Regions from separate parts of the Homo sapiens genome. Here region 1 is linked to region 2. Evidence: read pairs that join two places in POLR2A ChIA-PET (ENCODE). Cell type or tissue: MCF 10A. All regions are shown on one strand.

Region 1 (8,000 bases), 88 kb after region 2:
AATTCCAGCTACCCAGGAGGCTGAGGCAGGAGAATGGCGTGAACCTGGGAGGCGGAGGCTGCAGTGAGCTGAGACCACGCCACTCTACTCCAGCCTGGGCAACAGAGTGAGTCTCTGTCTCAAAAAAACAAAAAATTTTTTTAAAGTAAATCTAAGAGCTAATTATTTGACAAGTCCAATTAGATAAACTGCCAACTATCTAATAATGGGAAAAGAAAGGGGTTAAACTTCGACACAAAATGTGGAAGAAGGCCAGGCGCGGTGGCTCACACCTGTAATCCCAGCACTTTGGGAGGCCAAGATGGGTGGATTACCTGAGGTCAGGAGTTCGAGACCAGCCTGGCCAACGTGGTGAAACCCTGTCTCTACTAAAAATACAAAAAATTAGCTGGGTGAGGTGGTGGGTGCCTGTAATCCCAACGGGAGGCTGAGGCAGGAGAATCGCTTGAACCCAGGAGGCAGAGGTTGCAGTGAGCCGAGATCGTGCTATTGCAGTCCAGCCTGGGCAACAAGAGCGAAACTCTGTCTCAAAAAATAAATAAATAAATAAATGTGGAAGAAATGTAAAGACTGTATATTTCTGCTAATAAATTTGAAAACCTAAATAAAATGGCTAATTGTCTAGGATATTACAAATTACCAAAATGGAATCAAGAAGAGATATAATACAGAATGTACAACAACATGAAGAAATTTTTTAAAGTATCATAGAACTGACCCCAAAGAGTACTGAGGTCAGACAGTTCCATAGGTGACTTTTTCTTTAAGGGACCTATGATTATTATACTGTTGAAGCTGTTTCAGAGCAGGGAGAACAAGAAATTTCCAGTTTGTTTTGCAAAGCCAAGATAATCTTGATTTCACAACCTGAAAAATAAAAACAAAAAACTGCAACTCAGTCTTATTCATGTATATTGATGCAAAAATTACTTGGGGGAAAAAGTAAGTGAAATCAAATTACTTCTTTGAGAACAACATGACCAAGAAGTGGGAATTCATTCTAAGAAAGCAAGAATTGTTCAAAGTTAGGGAGATCTTTAAATTTCATTCATTATTCCATTAGATCAAAGGAAAGATTATTTGGTAGAGAACCCATCTTGATTTTTTTTAAGACTTTCAATAGGTATTTCTTCTAGTGTAATTTTTTTTTAAATTCATATTTGTGTCTCAAGCCTGAAGCCTATAAAACAAATTCCTTTTTAAATTTACACACTGGACAAAGGGGCTTACTGTTCTAGTGTTACTTAATATTTTTTGAAATTAGCCAATGTAGTTAGATAAACAAAAGCAGTAAAAATATTGACAATAAAGAAGCAAGATGGCAGGCGTGTTGGCTCATACCTGTAATCCTAGAACTTTGGGAGGCCAGGGCAGGTGGATCGCTTGAGTCCAGGATTTTGAGACTAGCCTGGGAATCATGGTGAAACCCCATCTCTACAAAAAGTACAAAAATTAGCCAGGCATGGTAGCACATGCCTGTAGACCCAACCACTTGGATGGCTGAGATGGGGGTATCCCATGAGCCCAGGAGGTAGAGGCTGCAGTAAATTGTGATTGCACCACTGCACTCTAGCCTGGTCAACAGAGCAAGACCGTCTCAAAAAAAAAAAAAAAAAAAAAAAAAGCAAGAATACTTTTCTGCAGATAATTGGGGGAAATTAACTGAAAAGGTTGGAAACAGAAAATTTAGCAAATAGAAATTTCAAAATCCATATGTAAATGAATAGTCTTCATATATAAACTAGTAAGACTTTTGAAAGTAAAGTGAAAGTGTTGAATACACTTTAGCAACTGTTAGAAAAATCTTATGGGAGAAAATATCCATTTCACACTAACAACAAATTAAGAAATAACCTTAACAAGGAATATATAGAACCTCTAGGAAAAAAATTTACTGAAGGACATAAAAGACTTGCATAGATTGTTTTTGAAACTTGACAAAATTATTCTAGCATTCTTATTAAGAATAAATATGTGACAGTCACCAGAAAACAAGGGGGAAAAAGGGGTATGAAAGAGAGCTTTGCCCTTTGATAGTGAACTGAGGGATTTTTTTAAATTTAAAAATTAGAACTTTGCCCTGCCAGATGTATTACATTTTATAAAACTACAGTTAAAAAACAAAATTAAAACCCAGTACAGTGTCACACGCCTGTAATCCCAGCATTTTGGGATGCCAAGACAAGTGGATCAGTTGAAGCCAGGAGTTCCAGACCACCCTGGGCAACATAGCAAGACCTTGTCTCTACAGAAGATTTTTAGAATTTTATTTAATTTAGAAAAACAGTAATTTACCTATAATTTTTTTTCAATAATAAACTTGGAATAGACGAGGATTTTCTGTTCATTATATAAAACCATTGATCATTTTATTGATTTATGATTGAAAATACAAGGTTAATAAAACAGTCTAGGGTTACTGTTTCTAATATACAAAGAGCTCTTTAGGGTCTAGGGGGGAAAGTAGGACTACAAAAATGAGCAGAGGCCCAAATAGATAATTTACGGAAAGAAGGCAGCAAAAAACATGTATTAGTTAACCTAATAGTTTGTATAATACCTAACAGGATGGCAAGAGTTGAAAAGACTGATAATATGTGTAGCCTGGTATAGGATGAGACCACACACACTTTTCTCCTATTGGTGTTTTTTTTTTTGTTTTTTTTTAGATGGAGTCTCACTGTTGCCCAGGCTGAAGTGCGGTAGCGTGATCTCAGCTCACTGTAACGTCCGCCTTCCTGGGTTCAAGTGATTCTGCTGCCTCACCCTCCTGAGTGGCTGGGATTGCAGGTGTGCACCACCGCACCTAGCTAATTTTTGTATTTTTAGTAGAGACAGGGTTTCACCATGTTGGCCAGGCTGGTCACAAACTCCTGACCTCTGATGATCCGCCTGCCTCGGCCTCCCAAAGTGCTAGTATTACAGGTGTGAGCCACCGCCCCCGCCCCTATTAGTTTTTTTTTTTTTTTTTTTTTTTTGAGATGGAGTCTCACTCTGTCCCCAAGGCTGGAGTGCATTGGCGTGATCTCAGCTCACTGCAAGCTCCATCTTCGGGGTTCACACCATTCTCCTGCCTCAGCCTCCTGAGTAGCTGGGACTACAGGCGCTCACCACCACGCCCGTCTAATTTTTTGTATTTTTAGTAGAGACGGGGTTTCATCGTGTTAGCCAGGATGGTCTCGATCTCCTGACCTCATGATCCGCCCGCCTCGGCCTCCCAAAGTACTGGGATTACAGGCGTGAGCCACCGTGCCCGGCCCGGTGTCTTTGACCCAGCAGTTTGATGGCAAAGAATATGCTCCAATGGTAGTACTCAAACAGGTGCTCCGAAAGATTCTACGTAAGAGGCGACATCATGGGGCTGGGAAAGAATGTGATTTTTTATATTTTATCAGTATGGGAATGTGTTGGAATCATAAAATAATTTCTTTTAAAAGCAGAATTATCCGGTCGGGTGCAGTGGCTCACACCTGTAATCCCAGCACTTTGGGAGGCTGAGGAGGTTGGCGTGGTGGCAGGTGCCTATAATCCCAGTTACTTGGGAGGCTGAGGCAGGAGAATCACTTGAACCCAGTAGGTGGAGGCTGCAGTGAGCTGAGATCACGCCACTGCATTCCAGCCTAGGCAACAGAGCGAGACTCCGTCTGAAAAAAAAAAAAAAAAGAATTATCAATGGAAGTCAGCATGATAATTAACTTAGATTTCTTACCTGGTATTTAGAAGTCTCTAGGAACTCTCTGTATATGAGTTACTTGGTCTTTTTTGGTCTCATATCTTTATTTCAATATTATATGACCAAGACAGGTCATTCAGGAGCTTTTTTTTTTTTTTTTGAAACGGAGTCTCGCTCTGTCGCCCAGGCTGGAGTGCAGTGGCGCAATCTCAGCTCACTGCAGCCTCCACTTCCCAGGTTCAAGTGATTCTCCTGTCTTAGCCTCCTGAGTAGCTGGGACTACAGGCGTGTGCCACCATGCCCGGCTATTTTTGTATTTTTAGTAGAGACGGATTTCTACCATATTGGTCAAGCTGGTCTTGAACTCCTGACCTCAGGTGACCCACCCACCTCACCTTCCCAAAGTGCTGGGATTACAGGTGAGAGCCACTACTCCCGACCGGAACTTTTTTAAAGAATAACTTTAGGCCGTGCTCGGTGGCTCATGCCTGTAATCCCATCACTTTGGGAGGCTGAGGCGGGCAGATCACAAGGTCAGGAGATCACGACCATCCAGGCCAACATGGTGAAACCCTGTCTCTACTAAAAATACAAAAATTAGCCAGGCGTGGTGGCACGTGCCTGTAATCTCAGCTTCTCGGGAGGTTGAGGCAGGAAAATCACTTGAACCCAGGAGGGAGAGGTTGCAGTGAGCCGGGATTGCGCCACTGCACTCCAGCCTGGAGACAGAGGGAGACTCCGTATCAAAAAAAAAAAAGAATTACTTTAGAATAGAACCCATTCCTTAAAGGAAAAGGTATTATTAATCTCATGGGTTGTTTTATTCACAGCTTCCATTCTTTCAGATGTCCCTTGCCTGTCATGTATATGGAACCTCTCTGATTCTTTTTTTTTTTTTTTTGAGACAGAGTCTGCCCAGGTTGGAGTATAGCGGCACAATCTCGGCTCACTGCAACCTCCGCCTCATGAGTTCAAGCAATTCTTGTGTCTCAGTTTCCCAAGTTCCTGGGACTACAGGCGCGCACCATCATGCCTGGCTAATTTTTGTATCTTTAATAGAGATGGGGTTTTACCATGTTGGCCAGTCTGGTCTCGAACTCCTGGCCTCAAGTGATCCGCCTGCCTTGGCCTTCCAAAGTGCTGGGATTACAGGCGTAAGCCACCACTCCCGGCCTTCCCTCATTCTTAATCATTTTCCAAGAATACCATTTCAGTATCACATTTGAAGTCATAAAGATCAGAATGTTAAATTATTTGGACATTGTGAAGGAGGAATTTTTTTAAGTGTGAAGTTTGAAGTATTCTCAGGAAGATGCTATAGAAAACTTGGAGGCTTTGGAGTTTCCTCAGCTTATATATGTTTTGGAGTTAATATATTTATAACATCTAGCCTTGTGCCGATTATCAGCTAGGTTCTCAGTAAATGATGGTTCTTCTTTACCATCTTTACATTAGTGAGAAGTATCTTCTTTTTGCTTTTTCTTTTTTAGTCAGGACTATAAAACAACAGTAATAATGATGTCTGTTAAGTGGTTTTTATGAGTTAGGCATTTTTCTATGTACTTGAGCATGGATTATGTCACTTAAGCTTCGTAAACAACCCTATCTGGTGGCCACACTATCATTATCTTCATTTCACAAATGAGGAAACTAAGGCATAAGAGGTCAAATAATTTGCCCAAAGCCATAGCAGTCATTAGGTGACAGATGCTGTAATTTATTAAAAAACAGAGCATGTTTGGCTGGGCGCAGTGGCTCACGCCTGTAATCCCCGCACTTTGGGAGGCCAAGGCGGGTGGATCACGAAGTCAGGAGATCAAGACCATCCTGGCTAACACAGTGAAACCCCGTCTCTACTAAAAATACAAAAAAAAAATTAGCTGGGCATGGTAGCGGGTGCCTGTAGTCCCAGCTACTCCAGAGGCTGAGGCAGGAGAATGGCGTGAACCCGGGAGGCGGAGCTTGCAGTGAGCCAATATCGCGCCACTGCACTCCAGCCTGGGCGACAGAGGGAGACTATGTCTCAAAAAAACAACAACAACAACAAAAAAAGCATGTTTATATCACAGAGGCTATGCTATTCCTTTCCATGTTGGAATAAATCAAAATAGTAAAAATTTTAGATCTATCAGTTGTTTTTTGTGGTTTGTTTTCTTTTGTTTGAGATAGGGTCTCATTCTGTTTCCCAGGCTGGAGTGCAGTGGCACGATCTCAGCTCACTGCAAACTCCAATTGCCAGGCCCAAGCAATCTTCCTACCTCAGCCTCCCAAGTAGCTGTGAATACAGGCGCATGTCACCAAAGACAGCTAATTTTTAAATTTTTTTGGAAATGAGATCTCACTGTATTGCCCAGGCTGGTCTTGAACTCCTGGCTCAAGCAGTCCTCCCACCTTGTCCTCCCAGTGTGCTGGGGTTATGACATAAGCCACTGTGCCTGGCCTAAATCTTATCAATTGTTAATGTTAAGACATTAAGGGAGCCCAGTAAATGTGATAGAGAGGAAGCTTGTATAGAATTTGCCCCTTACACTATAGTAATGCATGAATGAGTCTGCTTTTAAATACCGATAAATCCTCTCCAGTTTTTTTGTTTGTTTCTAAAGGCAGTGGGAATTGAGAGCAGGAGGGAGACAGGATAAAAGCATCTTGGGATAATATTGTTTTATGAAAATTAACTAGAAATTTCAAATAGATACTTGATAAGTCTTCGTTTATTTCAATAATCTAATTGTTTTGTTTCCTAGCCTCCTTCAGAGTTTCTCTTTATGTTTTTTTGTTTGTTTGTTTTAATTTACTTTTTTCTTGAGACAGGGTCTTGCTCTGTCGCCCAGGCTGGAGTACAATGGCGTGATCCTAGCTCACTGTAGCCTCGACCTCCTGAGCTCGAGTGATCTACCCACCTCAGTCTCTTTGAGTAGCTGGGACTACAGGCATGCGCTACCATGCCCAACTAATTTTTTATTTTAATTTCTTTCTTCAGTTGAGACAAGGTCTCACTATGTTGCCCAAGCTGGTCTCAAACTCTTGGGCTCAAGCGATCGTCCTGCCTTGGCCTCCCAAAATGCTGGGATTACGTGAGCCACGTAACCAATGGTGGTTTTTTCTTTTAAGTTAATGTGAAAGAAAAGTCTGCTTTCGTTTCTTACCTTCTCTATTCCTTGATTATCAACTACCTTTCTTCAGCCAGTTTTCTTTACAACAGGAAAAAGAAGATGTCCCTGTGGAAATGTCCAATGGTGAACCAGGTTGCCACTACTTTGAGCAGCTCCATTACAATGACATGTGGCTGAAGGTTGGCGACTGTGTCTTCATCAAGTCCCATGGCCTGGTGCGTCCTCGTGTGGGCAGGTGAGTGTCATTGAATTAGGGAAGATGAGGTTGAATCTGAGAAATTTGGAACCAGTAGAAATTAGTCACCCTTCGGATGAAGACAAAAGTCCTTCCCCTGGCAGTTTCTCCAGCTTCTTCTCACACCATGTTCCCCTCCAACCACACTTTCTTCCTTAAATTATCCCTTTGGGCTCTTTTGTTTTCTTCCACTATTTACAGAACTTTCAGCTCAGAAATCTCCCTGCCTACTTCATACAGTAAACTCCTTTAGCATAAATTTGAAGTGACACTTTCTTAAAAGGAAGTCTTTCCTGTCCACTGCAGAATGGGTTAAGTCTCCCTGTTGCACACTCTCAAAGCACCACATATTTCCTTCTCCTTAGCGTATATATCACATATCGGTGTTCATTGTGTTATTGTCAGGTTTCACCCTTGTATTCCCTGCTCAAATCATAGTGCATGAAACATAGTAGGGCCTCAGATATTTGATGAACAAGTAAATGACAAAAGGATGACAGTATGGTTGAATGGCAAACACAGCAGAGTCTGGTATAGGGTTGGGTAGGAGAGGATAGTGGCTAAGAACAGTAGTTCATTCCCTGAGTCCCAGCTCTGTTAGTTGTAGGTCCTTAGGTGAATGATTTAGCCCTCTAGGCTTCAGTTTATATCTGTTCATCATTCAGTAAGCATTTATTATACCTACTATTTACCAGGCTCTGTGGATACATTAGTGAATAAAACAGACAAATATTCTTTTTCCTGGGGAGCTTTTTTCTAGTGTGAAGACAAACAACATCTTGAATAAGTAAAGTGTATAGTATGTTAGGTCATGATACGTGCCGTAGAAAAAATAGAGGAGAACAAGGGGAGAAGGGGGTCCCATGGTCAGAGCAGGGAGAATGGTTTATATAGGCCTCACTGAGAAGTCGGCAGCTGAACCAACACTTGAAGAAACTGAGAAAGTGAATAATGTGAATATCCAGGGAGAAAGGATTCC
Region 2 (8,000 bases):
TCCCGACCTTAGGTGATCCGCCTACCTTGGCCTTCCAAAGTGCTGGCATTACAGGCGTGAGCCACCGTGCTCAGCTCTTTCTTTCTTAGTTAATCTAGCTAAGTGTTTACCAATTTTGTTGATCTTTTAAAAAAACCAACTGTTTAATTTTTAAAATTGTTTTTCTATTCTCTAATTTCGTTTATCTGCATTCTATATATATATCTATATATATATTTTTTTTTTGAGACAGTGTCTTGCTCTGTTGCCCAGGCTGGAGTGCAGTGGCGTGATCATGGCTTATTGCAGCCTCTGCCTTCCAGGTTCAAGTGATTCTTATGCTTCAGCCTCCCAAGTAGCTGGGATTACAGGCGTGTGCCACCATGCCTGGCTAATTTTTGTATTTTTAGTAGAGATAGGGTTTCACTTTGTTGCCCAGGCTGGTCTTAAACTCTTGACCTCAAGTGATCTGTCCACCTCATCCTCCCAAAGTGCTGGGATTATAGGCATGAACTACTGCACTGGCCCTCCTTTCTATTTATTATCTACTGCTAGCTTTGGGTTTAGTTTGCTCTTCTTTTCTCTAATTCCTTGAGAAAGAAGCTTTTTTTTTTTTTTTTTTTTTGAGATGGAGTCCCACTCTGTTGCCCAGGCTGGAGTGCAGTGGCACAGTCTTGGCTCACTGCAACTTCCACCTCCTGGGTTCAAGCAATTGTCCTGCCTCAGCCTCCCGAGTAGCTGGGATTACAGGCATACACCACTATGCCTGGCTAATTTTTTTTGTACTTTTAGTAGAGACGGAGTTTTGCCATATTGGCCAGGCAGGTCTCGAACTCCTGACCTCAGGTGATCCACCCGCCTCAGCCTCCCAAAGTGCTGGGATTACAGGCATGAGCCACTGCACCTGGCCGAGAGTGAAGCATGTTTTTTAAATTATTTAATTTTTTTGTTTCATTTTGTTTTTTAACACCTGGTTCACATAGGCAGTATAAAAATTAATAGTTCTTATGGCTGGGCGCGGTGGCTCATGCCTGTAATCCCATCACTTTGGGAGGCTGAGGCGGGTGGATCACTTGAGGTCAGGAGTTCGAGACCAGCCTGGCCAACATAGTGAAACCCTGTCTCTACTAAAAATGCAAAAATTAGCCGGGCGTGGTGGTGGGTGCCTGTAATCCCAGCCACTTGGGAGGCTGAGGTGGGAGAATTGCTTGAACCCGGGAGGCGGAGGTTGCAGTGAGCTGAGATTGCACCATTGCACTCCAGCCTGGACAATAAGAGCAAAACTCCGTCTCAAAAAAATTAAAAATTAATAAAAAAAATTAATAGCTCTTAAGACTGTATTGAAGTTGTCACAGTGATAGTTAAAAGGGATCAGTTTTTTAAATTACACAGAGAGGCATCTTGCACACAACTTCCTATGGAAGGTATGTTCCCCTAACTAGAACATCTTTCCTCTCTTGCTGTCAAAATATAATCACTATTCTCTTCAAAACTCTGGCAATTGGCCAGGCGTGGTGGCTCATGCCTGTAATCCCAACACTTTGGGAGGCCGAGACAGGTGGATCACCTGAGTGCAGGAGTTCGAGACCAGCCTGACCAACATGGAGAAAGCCCATCTCTACTAAAAATACAAAATTAGCCGGGCGTGGTGGTGTGCACCTATAATCTCAGCTACTCGGGAGGCTGAGGCAGGAGAATCACTTGAACCCAGGAGGCAGAGGTTGCAGTGTGCGGAGATAACGCTGTTGCACTCCAGCCTGGGCAACAAGAGTGAAACTCTGACTCAAAAAAAAAAAAAAAAAAAAGCCAAAAAAAAACCTCTGGAAATTGAAGTTATTTGTTCTGAAAACGTATATGAGTGTGTTAGTCAGAAAACTGGTGCCCAAATATTTCCACATTCTAATCCCTGAAACCTGTGAATATATTGTGTTACATGGCAGAGGGGAATTAAGTTTGCTAATCAGCTGATCTTGAATTGGAGCGGTTATCCTGGATTATCCATGTGGGTCCAGTGTAATCACAAGGGTCCTTAAATGGGGAAGAGGGAGACAAGTTCAGTCAGAGATTTGAAGATGCTGTAGTGCTGGCTTTGAAGATGGAGGAAGGAGACTACAAGCCAAGGGATGCAGGTGAGCTCTAGAAGCTGAAAAAGGCAAGGAAACCTTTTTCGCTAGATGCTCCGTACTAGAACATCCAGACGGCATGCAGCCCTGCTAATACCTTGATTTTAGACCAGTGAGACCCATTTTGGACTTCTGACCTCTAGAACTAATATAATAAATGGGTTTTGTTTTAAGCCCTGAAGTTTGTGGTAATTTGTTACAGCAGCTGTAGAAAGCTGTGAGTTAACTAAAGATTTAGATTCATTCATGATTGTTGATGCTACAGTGGGTAGTTACCAAGCTCTAAGTTGAACTGGAGGCAAATTTCTCACCTCAACGAGCAAGCCACTGAGAATGCAGTGTCATCATCCTGAATTAGGAGAGCCCTGTAAATTAGCAAATTAGCCATGGCCAAAAAGGAAGCATTGTTTTTAAAATGAGGTAACTGTCTCCATATTTGAGTTGGTTTATCAATAATAGTCTTCTGAAAGTTGTCATTTAATTAGCATAAAGTAGTAAAAGCATGTATTTATTGTTTGCCACATTCTAGACACAATACCAAGCATTTTCCCAATCATATCTTATTTAAAATTCTGAGTTATCACAGTTTATAGGTGAGAACTTGCACAAGTTCTTGTAACTACTAAAAGATAACTGGTGTTCAGACTAAAGTCGTTCTGACTCCAAAGCCTGTGCTCTTAACCATTATGTGGTATAGAGTAGCAGCATCACACTGAAGTATACAAAACAACTTTTATAGAAGATACCGTCCCTCTGCTGCCTCCTTTTTGCTGGCAGGCGAGTGCTGAGGGGCAGAGGATACACACCTTGGGTGCTGGACCACTGTCATGTTACAACCTCGAAGATAATGGTGCCTTTTTTCTGACGCTCCTCTGTGGAATGTATGTTTTTTTCTCAAGTATTTATGAGAATTAGTATTGCTCAGAGCTACACAATTTGTGAATATCTTTTTGATACTTTGTTTCAGTTACTGTATTAGTCTGCTTTGTGCTAGGACATGCAAATCAACAATGGCTGAAACAAAAGAGAAATTTATTTCTCTTGTGTAAAAGTCCTGTTCTGTGAAGTTGTCAAGGTACAAGTATTAGCCAACTCTATTCTGCGGTCTTTGTGGTATCACCCTTGCCTGCATGGTCTGAGATGACTCACTACCACAACTGCCTTCCAGCCAGTATGGAAAAAGAATGAATGTTAAGGACATGACTTGGATATGACACACTTCAGCTCTCGTATTGGCTAGAATCTAGCTGCAGTGAGGCTGGAGAATAAATATGGTCTTTAAGGTTTTGTTTTGCTTTGTTTTCCTTAGAGACGAGGTTTTACCATGTCACATAGGCTGGAATGCAGGCTACTCACCAGCACCATCTTTGCACACTACAGCCTTGACCTCCTGGGCTCAAGCAGTCCTCCCTCAGCCTCCCAAGTAGCTGGGACTACAGGCATGCAACACCATGCTGGCTGAGAATATAGTCTTTAGTAGCCATGCAGCAGCTTAGAATGCTGTCATCCTGGGAAGAAGGGAAAATGGGGTAGGGAGTAGCCGGCAGGCTGTCTGCACACCAGGGCTAGTGTTTCTCATTATTCTGATTAAAACTTTGCATTTTGGTTATTTTGCAGCCATATGCCAGACTGCCCTCATCTATTGTTGAAAGAGAAAAGTTGTTTTGAAAGAACATACAATATAATCCTGTTTATGTTAAATTTGGTTTGTGTGTACATGTGCCTATAGAGAAGTCTGGAAGAATGTCTATAAAAATGCAAATGGTGCTATTTATTCTGGATTATAAGGATGATTCTTACTTTTGATGGTTTTCTGTATGTTTGATTTCAGAAAAAATTAGTACTGTTAGAAATTAGAAGTATTTCATTTTGAAATGGGGGGACCCTGTTTTGACCATATGACATAGAGTGAGAGGTTGGGATCCTGATTTTTCTTTTGTCTTTGTGGTAATTCTAAAAATGTTTGTGAGGAACCTTGTAGCAGTGATTCTGGGGGATAGTGTCCTTTCTAGGCACATGTTCTCATTGAATTCTCAATTGTCTACAGATAGTCCCCTTAGCTTGAGACACTGCTGGGGTCCTGCCTCAGCAAGGAGCACTGGACTGTGGGTCCTGTAGGCCCAGATGGAGAGGACCATCTTGGATATTAAGTTATCAGAGCCCTAATGTGTGCTGTGAGAAGGTTCCTTGATACCACTGACAACATCAGTATTCTTTCTGCTTTTTCTCTGATTTCTCAATATTCTGATTTTTTTGGTTGAAAAGAGTTCCCATATAAGTGGACCTGCACAGTTCAGTGGTCAACTGTACTGTATTAACATTCACTTCCTGGTTTTGATGGTTGAGTTGTGGTCCTTATTTGTGAGAAACAAACACTAAATTATCAGGCGTGATGGGGCATCATGTCAGAGCTTATTCAAATGGTTCAGAAAAAAAGTACTATTTTTGCAACTTTTATGTCAGAATACAAATTTAAAAATAATTTAAATATATTATACGTAATAAAAGAATGGCTATAACCTGTCAGCTAAGGTTCCAAGAGAGATTTAAGCCTTAATCGCCATGATGTTATTTGTAATAACTTATCTCTTACACATCTAGAATGGGGCTGAATACCTACCCCTGTGGGAGAATTGAGAAAATAGTCACATCGTTTTTCAGTAGGTTTACTTGTCTCCTGGAACTTCATTTGAAGAAAGCCAGAAAAAATACTAAACATCCATGAACCCTAAACCCAAGAAGTTATTTTGGGAACTTAAGAAATTGTCATTAAAATTACTTAAGGAATTAAAGAAGGAAATTACTTAATTATTTTAAGAAATTTTGTCATTATAATTACCTACAAAGTTTCTTGTGTGTTCCTCACTACCCCTCTCCTGCAAGGTATAACCACTAAGCCAAATTTTGTATTTCTTAGTCCCATGGTTTTTTTTTTCCGAAGAGTTTGGTTGTGTTTAGATGTATCTGATGTCCATTCATCTTTGTTAAGCTACGTAAGCCAAGGGCTCATCTTCCTCCCTTGTAATTTTAGTAATTGCTATTGTAGCAGCATTTATGATAGGCATTTGATAGTACTTGGCAGAAAAAATTTATGTGGTCACTTACTGAAGAAAGAATCTGTTTTGTAAGTTTATAAAGAGTATTGAGACATATCTCTGTTTTCACACTTTTGAGCACTATGAAAGGTAAGTCATCTTCATTTATAAAGGATACCATTGACATGGGTTTAGCGTTGGTGCCCTAAACATTAAACAGTTAGCATATAAAAGACCATCACAGGTGTTAATTTAGGTTTTTATATCATTAACGTATGTTTTGAAAAGGGAATGAGTGTGCATCTTGCTTTTCTTTTTCTTTTTTTGCAGATTTTTTTCTTTTTTTTTTTTTTTTAAGTAAGCTTCAAAGTCCATGAAAGATTCTAATATGCTCTGTCACTTGGAATGTTGAACATTACCATAAATAGTTTTGAAATAAAACTTTTTGTAAGCTTCAGATTAATCTCCTTTAAAAAAATTTAAATTATAACAGAAATCAACCAGACTATTATGAAGTGGTTTCTCAGCCCATTGACTTGATGAAAATCCAACAGAAACTAAAAATGGAAGAGTATGATGATGTTAATTTGCTGACTGCTGACTTCCAGCTTCTTTTTAACAATGCAAAGTCCTATTATAAGGTAAGAAATTATGAAATTTGGAAAGATACCAATTGGAAGATACCAATTTGATAATTGGCTTCTTAATATTTATAAACCTGGCAGGTGAGTAGTAGTTTCTTTTTGTGGCTTGAGTTCGCATTTGTCTTATTCGTAAAGAGACTGGACATTCATATGATTTTTATTTCTTATTTATTTACGTATTTTAATTTATTATCTTTTGAGACAGGGTCTTGCTCTGTTACACGGGCTGGAGTGCAGTGGTGAGATCTTGGCTCATGGCAGCCTCCGCCTCCCAGGTTCAAGCAATCCTCCCACCTCACCCTTCTGAGTAGCTGGCACTATAGGCACGTGCCACCATGCCCAGCTAATTTTTGCATGTTTTGTAGAGACCAGGGTTTCACCATGTTGCCCAGGCTGGTCTTGAACTCCTGGGCTCAAGCAATCTGCCTGCCTTGGCCTCCCAAAGTGCAGGGATTATGGGCGTGAGCCACTGTGCCCAACCCACATTCATGTGATTATGAACTATTCTTATTTCTCTGTCTGCTCAAATCTTTTGCCCATTTTTCTCTTGGTTTGTTAGTCATTTTCATATTTCTGGAATTTTTTTTTCTTTTTTTTTTTAGAGACAGAGTCTCCCTATGTTACTCAGGCTGGTCTCAAACTCCTGGCCTCAAGTGATCCTCCTGCCTCAGCCTCATGAGTAGCTGGGACTACAGACATGAGCCACCACTCCTGGCTTTAGAAATTTTTTTTTTTTTTTTTTTTTTTTGAGGCAAAGTCTATTGCCCAGGCTAGAGTGCAGTGGCACGATCTCAGCTCACTGCAACCTCTTCTTCCCAGGTTCAAGTGATTCTCCTGCTTCAGCCTCCTGAGTAGCTGGGATTACAGGTGCCCACCACCATGCCTGGCTAATTTTTGTATTTTTAGTGGAGATGGGGTTTCACCATGTTGGCCAGGCTAGTCTTGAACTCCTGACCTCAAGTGATCCACCCACCTTGGCCTCCCAAAGTGCTGGGACAACAGGCGTGAGCGACCATGCCTGGCCATAGAAATTTTTTAATTATTGTGGATAGTAAACCTTTTTTGATTATATGTGTTTCAGTTTTTTTATTTTTTTTATTTGATTTTGTGTGTTTCAAATATCTTCTCCCACTGTGTGCATATCTTTTCACCTTTCATGGTATTTTTTGATGAACAGAAATGTTTTATTTTAGTTTAATCAAATTTATCAATCTTTAAATTGGGTTTATTTGTATCTTGTTTCAGAGATTCCTCTTGCCCAAGATATTCTTCTATTAGTATGCTTTTCTTAAAGTTTTATAGTTTTGTCTTTCATATAAGCCTTTAATGCAGCTAGGATTGATTTTTGTCTTTTATAAGGTAGGAATAAATGCAGCTGGGATTGATTTTTGTCTTTTATAAGGTAGGAATCAATTTTTTTCCCACAGGTATAACCAACACTATTCTCTCTGCGTTTGTTCGCAATCGTTGCTGTCATCATTTCCATGTATTCATGGATCTGTTTCTGTCCTTTTATTCTGTTCCACAGGCCAGTTTATCTGTTACTAGGCCGTTCTATTTCTATCTTAATTACTTTGGCTTTATAATTTTTTTTTTTTTTTTTTGAGACACGATCTCCTTTGTTGCCCAGGCTGGAGTGCAGTGGTGTGATCTTGGCTCACTACAGCCCTTGTCTCCTGGGCTCAAGCAATCTTCCCACCTTAGCCTCCTGATTAGCTGGGACTACAGGTGCGCACCATCACACATGGCTAATTTTTTGTATTTTTGATAGAGACGGGATTTCACCGTGTTGCCCAGGCTAGTCTTGAACTCCTGGGCTCAAGCGATTGACCCGCCTCGGTCTCCCAAGTGCTGGGATTACAGGCATGAACCACCATGCCCAGCTTGCTTTATACTTCTTTTTCTGGTTAGAAAGTAGGTTAATTATACTTGACCCTTTGCCATTTCTTTTTTTTTTTTGAGATGGAGTCTCGCTCTGTTGCCCAGGCTGGAGTGCAGTGGCGCGATCTCGGCTCACTGCAAGCTCTGCCTTCCAGGTTCACGCCATTCTCCTGCCTCAGCCTCCCGAGTAGCTGGGATTATAGGCACCCACCATCATGCCTGGCTAATTTTTGTATTTTTACGTGGTTTTGCCATGTTGGCCAGGCTGGTCCTGAACTCCTGACCTCAGGTGATCTGCCTGCCTCGGCCTCCCAAAAGTGCTAGGATTACAGGCGTGA

What was found. ChIA-PET counts read pairs that join two places held together with the same protein. Peaks named below come from ENCODE experiments on the same cell type or tissue, not always from the same donor. Only the 100,000 strongest peaks of a DNase experiment are listed, where the experiment ranks them.
Region 1: POLR2A ChIA-PET joins it to region 2 with 6 read pairs; 5 of 35 experiments call an interaction of 5 or more read pairs at or near these places.

Annotation. Positions count from the first base shown.
Region 1 is chr3:52,578,075-52,586,074 of GRCh38, reverse strand. It overlaps PBRM1 (polybromo 1), which reads left to right. Exons shown (of 32, transcript NM_001405607.1): 23 at 6,876-7,021. Among named protein-coding and RNA genes, the nearest start is that of UQCC5, 45 kb to the right of the region's middle. In MCF 10A, no CTCF peak of the experiment used is centred here; no DNase peak of the experiment used is centred here.
Region 2 is chr3:52,666,276-52,674,275 of GRCh38, reverse strand. It overlaps PBRM1 (polybromo 1), which reads left to right. Exons shown (of 32, transcript NM_001405607.1): 4 at 5,631-5,778. Among named protein-coding and RNA genes, the nearest start is that of PBRM1, 16 kb to the left of the region's middle. RefSeq lists enhancers at 2,819-2,988, 7,368-7,867, 7,868-8,000. In MCF 10A, no CTCF peak of the experiment used is centred here; a DNase peak (open chromatin) is centred at 3,295.